2 separate regions of the Homo sapiens genome follow, and region 1 is linked to region 2. Evidence: chromatin loops called from intact Hi-C (ENCODE). Cell type or tissue: GM12878. All regions are shown on one strand.

Region 1 (2,500 bases), 340 kb after region 2:
GTATGTGTTAGGCACTGTGGTTTACAGTAATTATTTCAGGCCGGATGTGGTAGCTCATGCCTGTAATCCCAGCACTTTGGGAGGCCAAAGTGGGTGGATCACTTGAGATCAGGAGTTCAAGACCATCCTGGCCAACACAGTGAAACCCCGTCTCTACTAAAAAATAGAAAAATTAGCTGGGCATGGTGGCAGGTGCCTGTAATCCCAGCTACTCAGGAGGCTGAGGCATGAGAATCGCTTGAACCTGGGAAGTGGAGGTTGTAGTGAGCCAAGATGGTGCCACTGCACTCTAGCCTGGGCAACAGAGGGTGAGACTGTGTCTCAAAATAAAATAAAATAAAACAAAATAAATTTCACTTAATTGTGACAATAGTTTCATAAGTAGGCACTACAATCATATCCAATTTATAGGGGCAGAAACTGAGGTGTAGACAAGTTAATTTTTTTTTAAACTAAAAATTAGCTGAGGCAGGGCAAAAACAGAACCAAAACTAGATTTTTAACTACTAATCTATATCAGCTTTTGAATAAAAAATACTTAGCCTATTATTTTGTATTAATAATCTTAATGGGTTTTGTTACAAATGAAAAGTACTGGAAAGTTTCTATTGGTTATCTTGGAGGAGGATTTGAGGTTTTATTCTAAACACAGAAATAGCTTCAATATTTCTCTTCACTTTTCCTGTGGAAGTAGGAGTTTCCCTGCATAGACACTCTTCTGTGCTGAAATTTTAAAAATAGTCCCAAGTCTCATAGTATCAATTTCTTGAAATTGTATTTACATTTTGATCTTTTTCTTAATGCTATTCTCAGCTTTATTTATAAAACCCTGTTAATCGTATTTGGCCATACCTGATTTCATTTTTTCTGACATGTTAATATGTCAGCACTGCTCTCTATCTGTTAGCCAACTATTTAAACATATCTCTCTGGGAATAATAGAGTTAGTTGAACTTTTTAAGATCCATATATTTAGAAACTATGTGAAGAGGTTGCCACAGAAGGCAAACATCTCTTTTAAGCTAGTGTACCGGAAAATTCTGTTACTAGTCTGTGCCCCCTAGTGGTACTGACATTTTACCATTGTTTTTTAAAAGGAAATTAAGAAAGCTTCTTTTACGAAGTTCTCAAAACTTATTACTCTCTTCAACAAGTAATCTTCAACTATCAGGTGTCAGCTACCTGGAGTGGTGCAATGATGAAAGACAGTCCTGATTCTTATTATGTTCATAGACTAGTAGGGTAGATGGATAAATGAGCAAGTAATTATAACATGGTGATGAGTTCACACAGGTTTGCACAGAATGTTATAGAAGCTACAGAGGTTCCTAAAGAATGTAATAGCTGAGCTAAGTCTTGAGGAATAACTAGACTTTGGTGAAGACATGAGGGATAACTCAAAGAGAAAACATTTGAGAAGATGTGACGGAGTCTTGCTCTGTCGCCCAGGCTGGAGTGCAGGCACAATCTCAGCTCACTGCAACCTCCACCTCCCAGGTTCAAGTGATTCTCCTGCTTCAGCCCCCCGAGTAGCTGGGACTACAGGCATACGCCACCACGCCCAGCTAATTTTTGTACTTTTATTGAAAACAGGGTTTCACTATGTTGGCCAGTCTGGTGTTGAACTCCTCACCTCAAATGATCTGCCCACCTTGGCCTCCCAAAGCGTTGGAGTTACAGACGTGAGCCACCGCGCCCAGCTGGAGAAGATGTGAAATTTTGAGAGCTGACCATACTTTGAGAATAATAAGTAGTTGGATTCTACTGAAGCCCAGTGGCTTTTGGAGGTGTAGCAATAAGCAGGAGGCAGCAGAAGTAAGACAAGGGCTGTATGACAAAGTCTTGGCAAGAACTTTGAATTTTATCCTGATGTGAGTGGGGAGAGCCACTGAAGAACGTGAAGCCAGAAACACTACATGTTACTACTTCTACTTTCAGAAAAGGCTTAATATGGATTATACACCTACAAGTGGCACACACTGTTCCAAGTGGAGACTCAAAGATGATAACGATACAGTGTTTATGCTATAGGTTTGTGAAGCTACCAATCCATGGACAGATGTTAAACCTAACTTCCAATTTCAGGTACAAATATCTGAGTAAATGATGGTATCATTTACTCAATCAGTAAAGGTCAAAGAGAAGGCAGTCTGAAGAAGGGAAAGGTGTTCAATTTTGCATTGAGTTTGACATACCTGTTGAGACAGCTCAGTGGAGATATCCAGTTGATGCTTGGATATATGGACTTACAGCTCAGGGGGAGCTAGAAATTGAAATTTGAGAATCATCAACCTATATTTATAATGGGTGAAATCAATAAGTCGGAATCAAATTACCTGGGGAAGCATGCAGATTTGTTTAAAAAGGAAGAGGCCTGAGAACCCAACCCTGGTAAGCATGACCATTCAGGATAAGAGAGAAGGAGCAAGTAGGGAAAGAGACTGAAATAAAGAAACCTGAGTAACCACTGAGGACCACTGCTACAATAGAGAAAAAGGAA
Region 2 (2,500 bases):
GCTCTAAAGTAGAGGCAAAGCCCAGCCTGGCTGCTAGTGTCTGGGCACTGTAATGCAACGGGCCTGAACACCTAGTGCTCTAAACATCTGTTTTCATCCATGCTTACTTTTCAGGAACCTTTAAATAGTCTATTAACAGTAACTCTATTATACATTCAGATTGCCTAACATAACTTAAACCAGTGGTCCTTCTGAGATGTCAGAAGCCCATCTTGGTGGGAGGGGGGAAAGCCAGAGTTTCAGGAGTTCAGCTTACCTTGCCCCTTTTCTCCTCCAACAAGAGTATCTCAGTTTTAATCTGTTGAATACATAGGTTTTGCATGTAAGATTTCATGTCAAGAAAAAAGCAAAGGCTGGGTACAGCAGCTCATGTCTGTAATCTCAACATTTTGGGAGGTGGAGGTGGGAGGATAGTTTCAGGCCAGGAGTTTGAGACCAGCCTGAGCAACATAGCAAGACCCTGTTTCTACCAAAAATAAAAAATAAAAAATAAAAAAATAAAAAAAATAAAAGAAAGAAAGAAAGAAAAAAAGGGTTAAAAAGAAGCTTCAAAAAAAAAAAAAAAAAGAAAAAAGAAAAAACCAAATAACAACAAAACCAATTTAAATCTTCCCCCCAGCCCTCAAGGGATATAATGGCTTGAGTTTTTGTTTAGCTATTGTTTTAATTACATCTCCTATCCTGGAAAGAGTATTTAAACACGAGGGAAGGTTAGACACTGAAGTCAATTTTTTTGAGGCTGCTAAATAATTTTGGCTCTGGTTTGGATCTTTTCTTCTTCTGATAACTGACTTGTTGTGTGGCTTTGAGCAACCTCTCTGAGTCTGTTTCTTTCATATGTAAAATAAAGATGTTGTCACTGGGTTGTTGCAGGTATTGCATGAAATGATAAACTTAGTAAAGGATTTAGCACAAAAAGCAAATGTAAAGCACTAAATGTATCCAACACGAAGCATGTGCTCAGAATTTATTAGTTTCATTCCCTTTTCTTACCTTTTAGTTGACAGCAATGGAAAAGTTTCTGTTAAACAGTGATATCAGATTATAGGCTAAATGATTTAGTACCTGGGATATTTTAAGGTTGGCCTTATTTTGAGAATTACTGGGTTTGTTTTGTTTTGTTTTGTTTTGTTTTGAGATGGAGTCTCACTCTGTGTCACCCAGCCTGGAGTGCAGTTGTGCTATCTCAGCTCACTGCAACTTCCTCCTCCCGGGCTCGAGCATTCCTCCCACCTCTGCCTCCCTAGTAGCTGGGACTACAGGCAAGAATTATTGTTTTTGCATAGTACCTTTAAAAAACATAACCTTAGAAGACCCAGTTTTATGTTACTTTGGTGCATCACAATGTTTTCAAAGTACAAAATGCAAAATAATTCAGTTTCAAGATCTTTAATATTTGAGACACTATTCAAGGACCAAGTCCTAATTCCTTCTATATTAATCTGCAACACTTCCCAAGTAACCCAACAAATATAGAGTGGATTAAATCACCTAGAATATACATCTTCTTTTTTAATTAGAGGCACAAAGTTCCTACTTATAGTTATAATAGATTAGGGTGAGCATGCATTTTGGCAACACTCAAAGCAATTTAAAATGATTTAAAAGGCAAAAGAACAAAATTACCAGAGATGAAATATATCAAAGTAATCTAGTTGTTCAATTTTTTATTTAATCAAAGGCCTCAATTTGACTTTTTGCATTAACTTTAAGCAGGTGAAAACTGAACAATTCAGAAGGCCTTGGATGATTTATTCATGTTTTGCCATGTTTATGTATCCAATTTAAATTTAAATTTCATGGTTATTCAGACTACACAATGATAAGAATGGACAAGCAGGTTCACTTTAGGAACTGTTGTGAGTGATTATGCTAACTGCTAAAATAAAGGGATGAAAAATTGTGGAACAATTGCTTGTGAAAATAACCTAAACTAACGTTTAGATCTGCTCTGGTACTCAACTTGCTGCCAAATTTCCATGATGCTACTGACTTAACTGCCTTTGAAGAACTCTGCCAAGAGACTTCTCCTATCTGGAGGAAGAAAACACAGGGAGACCTTTTCCATAAGCTAAGAACAAATCTCAAGTTAACAGGATCCAGATAAAAAGGTAGTAACAGCTGACAAGACTGGTGAACCGTGTGAGCTGTGAGCTTGTACATACACACGAGGGCCATGGCCCCCAGATTCCATCACGTTCAACAGTGAGGCTTGCCCTTCTTTTTCAAGCATCTTGTGCTCATTTTAAACAGATGTCAGACACAATTTTACCACACAGATGGAACCAACCATTTAAACTAACTTATTCTGCCAAGTCTGTTTGGGGAAGGGCTGCGTATCTAGAAATGCACATTTTGTAGTCATATCATGCTTTCAACTTAAATTCCTGCCACCCCTGACTACAGAGCGACAGTTTTTCAATAACCAGTGAGATAGATTAGCAAGACATAGCCTATTATCCTAAGTTTACTAGAAGTGAGAGTTTTTATCAACACACAC

What was found. Hi-C counts contacts between places; a loop is a spot of excess contacts. Peaks named below come from ENCODE experiments on the same cell type or tissue, not always from the same donor. Only the 100,000 strongest peaks of a DNase experiment are listed, where the experiment ranks them.
Region 1: a loop joins it to region 2, with 2.0 times the contacts of the local background. A loop is called at or near these places in 12 of 110 quality-filtered maps.

The regions. Positions count from the first base shown.
Region 1 is chr6:72,615,167-72,617,666 of GRCh38, reverse strand. It overlaps KCNQ5-DT (KCNQ5 divergent transcript), which reads left to right. Exons shown (of 3, transcript NR_186827.1): 3 at 1,594-2,500. Among named protein-coding and RNA genes, the nearest start is that of KCNQ5, 5.6 kb to the left of the region's middle. In GM12878, a CTCF peak has its summit at 1,057 (motif pointing left); no DNase peak of the experiment used is centred here.
Region 2 is chr6:72,954,557-72,957,056 of GRCh38, reverse strand. All of the region lies in intron 1 of KCNQ5 (potassium voltage-gated channel subfamily Q member 5), which reads right to left. All of the region lies in intron 3 of LOC105377855 (a long non-coding RNA gene), which reads left to right. Among named protein-coding and RNA genes, the nearest start is that of MIR4282, 12 kb to the left of the region's middle. In GM12878, no CTCF peak of the experiment used is centred here; a DNase peak (open chromatin) is centred at 1,217.